2 separate regions of the Homo sapiens genome follow, and region 1 is linked to region 2. A link is a contact called in ENCODE Hi-C or POLR2A ChIA-PET data. All regions are on one chromosome and are shown on one strand. Each heading gives the region's core, a stretch centred on a gene start or an enhancer-like site at or near the end of the contact. The rest is flanking DNA. Distances are from core to core; before and after follow the strand shown.

Region 1 (4,087 bases), core at 1,131-3,630, 100 kb before region 2:
TACCATGAACCACACCCAAGGGAAACAAATGTCCCAGGGGAGGAGTGGGCAATGGCGTAGTGGCGCTGGGACTCCCTTCTCGCTAGCACACAGGAATACACCCTGCACATCCTAGGAGCTCAGCAGGGATATACCGGGCATGGGTGGGTGGGTGGGCAGGGACCCCCTTCCTGTCTACCCAGTGGGAGGCGGAAGGAAATGGCAGCCACCAGCGATTCAGCACAGTGACATCCCAGAAAGTGGTACAAGGGCCTCTGCAGACACCAGGAGAAACAGTATCCCGGAGTAGGGGACATCCAGTCTGTACCCTGGAGGATGAGTACAGATTTACTGAGCAGGGGACACTGGGATAGAGAGGTACGGCTGTCTAGAGAGAGAGGCCACAGGGAAATGGAAGCCTGTTCAATTTTGTAACAACTTTTCAGTGGCTCTCTCGGGGTTGCGAGGCATCCTGTGACCACATCTGCAAATAAAGACGGCAGAGTCTCTTCCCACACCCTTTGAATATTTCTTATCTCACGACAGAATACTACTCAGCCCTAAAAAGGAACGAGTTAATGACATTCACAACAACCTGCATGGGAGTGAAGACTATTATTCTAAGTGAAGTAACTCAGGAATGGAAAACCAAACATTGTATGTTCTCACTCGTAAGTGGGAGCTAAGCGATGAAAATGCAAAGGACTCTGGGGACTTGCGGGGAAAGGGTGGGAGGGGGGTGAGGGAAAAAAGACTATATATTGGGTGCAGTGTATACTGCTTAGGTGATGGGTGCACCTAAATCTCACAAATCACCACTCAAGAACTTACTCATGTTCTTGAGTAATATATAATATATATATATTAATATATTATATATATATAACACATACATTAATGTGTAGTTATATATAAAATACATTATATATATACATTTATTAATGAAATATCCAACTATATCCCTATTTTATTAAGATTTTTAAAATAAAAGATGGGCATTTCTTTGTTTTTTGTTTTTTTGTTTGTTTGTTTTTGATACGGAGTCTTGGTCTGTTGCCCAAGCTGGAGTGCACTGGTGCAATCTCAGCTCACTGCAACCTCTGCCTTCGGGGTTCAAGTGATTCTTGAGAATGCCCCAGCCTCCCTAGTAGCTGGAATTACAGGTGTGCACCACCACGCCTGGCTAATTTTTGTATTTTTAGTAGAGACGGGGTTTCACCATGTTGGTCAGGCTGATCTCGAACTCTTGACCTCAGGTGATCTGCCTGCCTTGGCCTCCCAAGGTGTTAGGATCACAGGTGTGAGCCACCGTGCCCAGCCTCTTTAGTCCTGTTCTGTTTCTTGGAAGCACCATGCTTGTCCCACCTACAGGCCTGGGTCTCAGCCCTCCTGGCCCTCCTCTGAGAGGCCTCTCCACAGCCACACTCTCCATTGTCCATTCATTTTGTTTCTGTTGCATTTATTCCCGTCTCAAAGTCTCTTGTTCATATATTGATTACTTGCTTATCCACTGCCATAGTTCCAGGGAACACAGCAGGTACTCACAAAATACTGGTTGACCAAATATGCAAATTTATTTATTTATTTATTTATTTATTTTTGAGACGGAGTCTCGCTCTGTCACCCAGGCTGGAGGGCAGTGGGGCGATCTCGGTTCACTGTAACCTCCGCCTCCTCAGCCTCCCGAGTAGCTGGGAGTACAGGCATGCGCCACCATGCCCGGCTAATTTTTCTATTTTTTTAGTAGAGATCAGGTTTCATCATGTTGGCCAGGCTGGTCTCGAACTCCTGATCTCCAGTGATCCACCTGCCTTGGCCTCCCAAAGTGCTGGGATGACAGATATGAGCCACCGCACCGGCCCAAATATGCAAATTAATGACACCTGTGATACCTGAGGTCCCCTGTCTTCTTGACAGACAGCCATTCACTGGCTAGTATTCTAAAGGGCAGAAAGGGTAGAATTCTTTTGGCAAATTGTAAATACAACTTTTAAGGAAAGAGCCTACAAGATGTTATTGCAGAAGGAAAATGATTCGCTTTTCAGAGCCTCTGAAAAACAAGGCAATAATAGTCTTGGGGGAGAAGTATTGAAAGACCCAGAATTAGGCTTCTTTTTGTCCAATGGACCGTGAGGTCCTGGAGTGCAGAACCAGGTGGCCCAGCTCACCACTCATCACTCATCCCCGTGCCCAACACGGATCTGTGAACCAGGTCAGGACTGAAGACACGGAGGCTGATGGGGAAGGGGAGGAGGGGAGGAGAGAGTGTTTTTCGGGGAAAGGTTTTCTTGGCAGCCCTCATCTGTATGACTTGCCCTATCTTTCGTTTTCCACCCAAGGTTAAACCACTTCTGCTTTGGCAGAAGTAGAGGGGAGGATGAAGCCATCTTGCATCTGCCAAGCCCCGGATCAAATGTGTCACACTCCACGGTGGCCCCACCCCTCCCCAATCAAAGGCCTGGAAAGAGAGTCGGTCCAGTCTGTGGAGCTTTATCCCTACAGATAACCTTCTGGAAATAGCGGTTTTCATTTTTGCTGGAAGTAACACTGTGCCGAGAGACAGTTAAACGGCCAGGATGTCACCTCTGTCTGCTCAGAAATTAACCAGAATTTGTTCTCTGTAGATTACCATTATACTAATTTAAATGATACAAAAGTAATGATTAAAAACAAGTTTAGGCCAGGCGCAGTGGCTCACTCATGTAATCCCAAGCACTTTGGGAAGCTAAGGTGGGTGGATCACTTGAGTTCAGGAGTTTGAGACCAGCCTGGCCAACATGGTGAAACCCCATCTCTACTAAAAATACAAAAATTAGCTAGGTGTGGTGGCGTGCGCCTGTAATCCCAGCTACTAAGGAGGCTGGGGTGGCAGAATTGCTTGAACCTGGGAGGTGGAAGTTACAGTGAGCCGAGATCACGCCACTGTACTCCAGCCTGGGCAACAGAGTGAGAGTCTGTTTAAAAAAAAGAAAGAAAGAAAGAAAAAACAAACCAACGAACATAAGAACGAGTTTGGTTAAGCCTCATCTTTTCAATCCCAAACGGGAAGAAAATTTCCCTTCCTGCCCCACAAGTTGACGTGTTCATGGGAAACGATTTCAATAAAATCTTCCTTTAGCCAGTCCGAGTATAGCTGATGAACCGAACGAAATGACCTTCTACGGCACGTGCGGGGTCAACTTTCTACCTGTGCCAAACCAATAGCACAGCTCTGGCCGGCTGGGTGCTCACCAGAGCGTGTGACCCCAGCGTGATCGGGAACAGCCTGTGACTGTCACTCGGGCTTCAGTCATCTCCAGGCAGGGAACATGGGACAGCTGCGGCCCAGGGAATGAGGCTCTGATATTGCATAATTCATTCGGCTTCTGCTCCTGAGACCGCACAGTGCCTCCAGGGATGAGCATCTGGGTTCATCGGCGGCTGCTTCCTGCATCTCTCTAGAGTTCTAACAGCCCTGCTCTACCCAAAGAAGTGGAGAGCAGGCTGGGTGTGCAGGTTCCTTTGTTCTTTAAAATCAAGTGAAATTAGGAAAATTGTGGTCTACAGAAAAGAGTGTGGCTGGTGGAAAATGGGTTGGAATTCTTCTCCACTGCATTTTTATTTTGTAAAAATTTTTATTTATTTATTTTTGAGATGGAGTCTTGCTCTACTGCCCAGGCTGGAGTGCAATGGCACGATCTCGACTCACCGCAACCTCTGCCTCCCAGGTTCAAGCAATTCTCCTCCCTCAGTCTCATGAGTAGCTGGGATTACAGGAGCCTGCCACCATGCCCAGCTAATTTTTGTATTTTTAGTAGAGGCAGGGTTTCACCATGTTGGTCAGGCTGGTCTTGAACTCCTGACCTCAGATGATCCACCCACCTCGGCCTCCCAAAGTGTTGGGATTACAGGCGTGAGCCACCGCGCCCGGCCCTCCCATTGTCTTTTAGTTGTTTGACCTTGGACAGACTTCTGAGCTGGACAGTCACCTATACAGGAGGAGCCATGAAATTCAAAGAAATTAGCATGAGGATAAAACAAGAACACAAAAAGAAAGGAAAAGATTTTGTAAACCACCAAGCTCCATGCCTGGATTCATTATGATTGTGTATCAAAGTCAGGACCTTTC
Region 2 (4,583 bases), core at 714-3,213:
ATCCATCCATCCTTCTATCCAATCATCCATCCATCTATCCCCTATTCACCCTCCCTCCATGCAATCAACCATCTATCCATTCCCATTTATCTAACAAATCATCCATCCACCCACACACCCACCATCCACCCATTCATCCACCAATCCATCCACCCATCCACCATCACTTAACAGAGCGCCAAGCACTGTGCCACATGGGGATACAGATCTTGCTAAACTGTTAAGCTTCATGAAGGCAACGGCTACATTCATTCACCTACCACCACTAACCAGGGTCTAGTTCTGGTCTAGCCTGGCATACATGCTCCACAAATATTTAATGAATCAATGAATGAACAGACCTTCCCTGAGAAGCTCTTGGTCTGGAAGGGGACAGGGTTACAGCCCTGTCATGAGCAAGGTAGGGGAGCATCCTGGGGGTGGGAACACTAGATGAGCAACAAGATCGCTTTGGCGACTCTCCCAGTGTGGCCTCCCTGACAAAGAATGCACTTCGCAAGCTGTCAAGAACAGAAGTGAGCTGGGTGTGGTGGCTCATGCCTGTAATCCCAACACTTTGGGAGGCCTTTGTGGGAGGACTGCTTGAGGCCAGGAGTTCAAGACCGTCTTGGGCAACGTAGCAAGCCCTCATCTCTTCAAAAAAAAAATGCAAAAATTAGCTGGGTGTAGTGGTGTGTACCTGTAGTCCCAGCCACTCAGGAGGCTGAGGCTGGAGGGCTGCTTGAGCCCAGGAGGTCCAGGCTGCAGTGAGCTGTGATCGTGCAACTGCACTCCAGCCTGGGTGACAGAGTGAGACTGTCTCAAAAAAAAAAAAAAAAAAAAAAAAAAATCCAAACCAAACCAAAACAGAACAGGAGTGAAATGGGGGCTGGGCACAGTGGCTTACGCCTGTAATCCCAGCAGTTAGGGAGACTGAGGCAGGTGGATCACTTGAAGTGAGGAGTTCGAGACCAGCCTGGCTAACGTGACGAAACCCTGTCTCTACTAAACATATAAAAATTAGCCAGGTGTGGTGGTGCGTGCCTGTAATCCCAGCTACTTCAGAGGCTGAGGCAGGAGAATCACTTGAACCTGGGAGGCGGAGGTGGCAGTGAGCTGCAATCGCATCCCTACACTCCAGCCTGGGTGACAAAGCAAGAGTCCATCTCCAAAAACGGGAAGTGAATTGGGTAAGTCCTGGGGTTTCCCGGGGTGCCAGCTCTGTCCCGACTCCCATAGGGGCTGACATTGGTCTATCACAAGGGACCTCAATTTCCTTACCTGCAACCCACTGGTCTCTTCAGCCTCAGGTTTTGAGTCAACTTTGCCACAATATCATTTTCCTAAGTCATTCTGGGGTTCTTAGAGCTTCCTCTTGTGCATTTCAACTCAGTTCAGCTCAATTCAACAAACATTTCCCAGGCACCTACTACATCCCAGGCACTGGGAGATTCAGAAACCCCATGCACCCTTCCTTGGCAACCTGAACCCCAAGGCCAGAGCCCCATGTTCAGGAGCCATGTACGCAGCTGGGTCCCTGGAGCGGGTCCCCTGGCGGAGATGCCAAATGACAGCTGGGAAGGCCCACTCTGCCCGAGTTCGAGCTGTAAACATCCAAGAAATCTACCAGCAGTTACCGAGAGGATGTTAAAAATAATTATCCACTGAAAATATTAGATTTGCTCTGGATTGTTCATTACATACAATGGTTTAATAGGACTTTTATTGAATAGCTGCAGAGCTCTGGGCCGAAATCAATTTGCCCTCCACGTGGAATTTTGATGTCTGCTGTTGACTTGTACAACATGGAGCAATTTGTAATCGCTCCAGCTTGCCGTTGTTTTCAAAGCTCCTGCTATATCACAAGCATTTATTTCTGACCACAAAATTACATTTATTCAACAGAAAGCAGCTCCGGGTCTTTAAGAGGTTAACTTCTGGAGTGCTTGGCTGCGCTCCAGCCCACATCGGAGGGGGCGCGCGGGCGCAGTGGCACCCGGCAGTGGCGGCAGCGCCGGGCGGGCGGCCGTGATTAATAGACTGCTGAGAGCGCCCCTTTCCACAGGCGCACGGCTCCTGCCCCGGCTTCCATAGATCATGGACTTAGCCTCAACATATCTGACTGAAATTGAATTTGGCTTCTCTCTCAACTGTTCATTTCCTATGTTATGCAAGGTTAGATCCCTTTCTGCATGAGCAGAACCAAACCAGCTGCAGCTTTGGAGGAGAAAATGTGCTTTCAATTATGCAGCTGGCCTGGATGTTGAGCCGCAGTCCGACGGGTCCCTAATTGAGCCATCATGGCGCGAACTTACAGGGAGACACTGTGTGTGTCAGGCTTGCGGGTTTTGCCATAAGATAATGACAGTACAGCAGCCACATCACCACAGTGACCACCACGGCTAACACCACTGTCACCTCCACCACTGCAGAAGGCCCAAGAGCCTGCGGACAGACATACTGGCTGAGAAGTCAGTTCCCCAGCAAAGGTCCAGGGCAGCAGGCTGTGTTAGGGTCCCTGGGAAGCCTCCCTGTATCTTCCAGCCAGAACGCATCATCCTGTCCCCAGAGTGCCTGGTCTGCTCCACAGTCGCCTGTCTGGCCACAAACCCAAAGAAGACCCTGACAACCCCTCCCTACTCCCAGCAGGGCACTGACCTATTTTGCTTGTGGGCGTCTAGGAACCAAAGTAGATGCTCGCACATCACACTCAATAAGTACTCATTAACAAGGAGAAGGCGAGAAGCAGGGGGAAATTCAGCTAAGAATGTTTTATGTAACCACTTCCATAAGGCAAAGAATAGATAAAGCATCTAAGACAAGATACGGGCCCTCAAAGCATGTACAATCTTAAGAGCAGGCTGGAAAGAGGGGAAAAGTTAATGCAATAACAAGAAAACAGGCACCCTGTTTAGAAAATGGGCTAAGGTGGCCGGGCGCAGTGGCTCACACCTGTAATCCCGGCACTTTGGGAGGCCAAGGCAGGCAGATCACCTGAGGTCAGGAGTTCGAGACCAGCCTGGACAACATAGTGAAACCCCATCTCTACTAAAAATACAAAAATTTGCTGGGTGTGGTGGCACACACCTGTAACCCCAGCTACTTGGGAGGCTGAGGCAGGAGAATCGCTGGAACCTAGGAGGTGGAGGTTGCAGTGAGCCAAGATGGCACCACTGCACTCCAGCCTCTCCAGCCTGGGCGACAGAGCAAGACTCTTTCCAAAAAAAACAAAAAAACGGAAAATGGGCTAAGGATCTCAAAAGAAAACACATAAGGCCTGGCGCAGTGGCTCACGTAATCCCAAAAACTTTGGGAGGCCAAGACAGGAGGATCACCTGAGGCCAGGAGTTCAAGGCTACAGTGAGCCATGATCGCACCACCGCACGCCAGTCTGCACAACAGAGTGAGACCCTGTCTCTCTCTAAAAAAAGACATGCAAACGGCTGACAGGTATATGAAAAGCTGCTCAACATCTTTAATCATCTGGAAAATTTGACTCAAAACCACGATGAGGTATCACCTGATACCTGTTAGAAGGGCTATTACCAAAAAGACACACGAGTGCTAGTGAGACATGGAGAAATGGGCATCTTTGTACACTGTTGGTGGGAATGTAAATTGGTACAGCCATTATGGGAAACAGTACGGAGGTTCCCCCCAAAATTAATACGATCCAGCAACACCACAAAGGGATTGAAATCAGTATTGTTAAGAGTTATCTGCACACTCATGTATACTGCGGCACTATTTACAATAGAAAGATATGGAAACAGACTAAGCATCCAACAACAAATACATGGGTAATAAACATGTGATTTTCTATACACACGGTCATCCCTTGGTACACGCAGGAGATTGGTGCTAGGACCCCCTGCGTGTACCAAAATCTGCACATACTCAAGGTCCCCCAGTCCTTGAAAAGGGTAAAAGTTTTACTTAAGCAAGAAAAGTAGGTTTTCTTTTCCAAGGTACAGCATGGTGACTATAGTTAATAATCTTGTAATCATATATATGACATTTGCTAAGGCAGTAGATCTCAAGTGTTCTCAACACACACACACACACACACACACACACACACACACACACACACACAGTGAGCTAATGGGTATGTTGTCAGATTGTGGAAATCACTTCGTAATGTATGCATGTATCAAAACATCACATTGGGCTGGGTGTGGTGGATCACGCCTGTAATCCCACCACTTTGGGAGAATGAGGTGGGAGGATCGCTTGAGGTCAGGAGTTCAAGACCAGCCTAGCCAACGTGGCAAAACCTCGTCTCTACAAAAAATAAAAAAATTAGCCAGGCGTGGTGGCACACGTCCACAGTCCCTGCTAATCAGGAGGCTGAGGCTTGAACCCAGGAGGTGGAGGTTGCAGTGAGCTGAGACTGTGCTGCTGGAGTTCAAGACCAGCCTGGGCAACGCAGCCAGACTTCGGCTTTACTAAAATCGAAAAAATATAAAATTAGCCTGGCCAGGAGCCTATAGTCCTAACTGCTTGGGAGGCTGAAGCAGGAAGATTGCTTGAGCCCGGGAGGTCAAGGCTGCAGTGAGCCCTGATTATGCCACTGCACTCCAGCCTGGGTGACAGAGGGAGAT

Evidence for each region. Hi-C counts contacts between places; a loop is a spot of excess contacts on that map. ChIA-PET counts read pairs that join two places held with the same protein, here RNA polymerase II (POLR2A). Pooled maps may share reads with other maps.
Region 1: a loop to region 2 is called in a pooled map, with 2.1 times the contacts of the local background. The contact joins two enhancer-like sites. A Hi-C loop is called at or near these places in 1 of 168 maps with a recorded cell type or tissue (endothelial cell of hepatic sinusoid) and 1 of 50 pooled maps. POLR2A ChIA-PET finds 5 or more read pairs at or near these places in 5 of 52 experiments (BJ, GM12878, HepG2 and 2 more).

Annotation. Positions count from the first base shown.
Region 1 is chr7:102,145,469-102,149,555 of GRCh38, reverse strand. The region is part of intron 8 of CUX1 (cut like homeobox 1); the gene reads right to left. Among named protein-coding and RNA genes, the nearest start is that of SH2B2, 140 kb to the left of the region's middle. Within about 2 kb of position 2,380, at least 10 of the 41 ENCODE cell types and tissues checked have a DNase peak (open chromatin) inside an H3K27ac peak, as active enhancers do.
Region 2 is chr7:102,042,816-102,047,398 of GRCh38, reverse strand. The region is part of intron 3 of CUX1 (cut like homeobox 1); the gene reads right to left. Among named protein-coding and RNA genes, the nearest start is that of CUX1, 230 kb to the right of the region's middle. Within about 2 kb of position 1,963, at least 14 of the 41 ENCODE cell types and tissues checked have a DNase peak (open chromatin) inside an H3K27ac peak, as active enhancers do.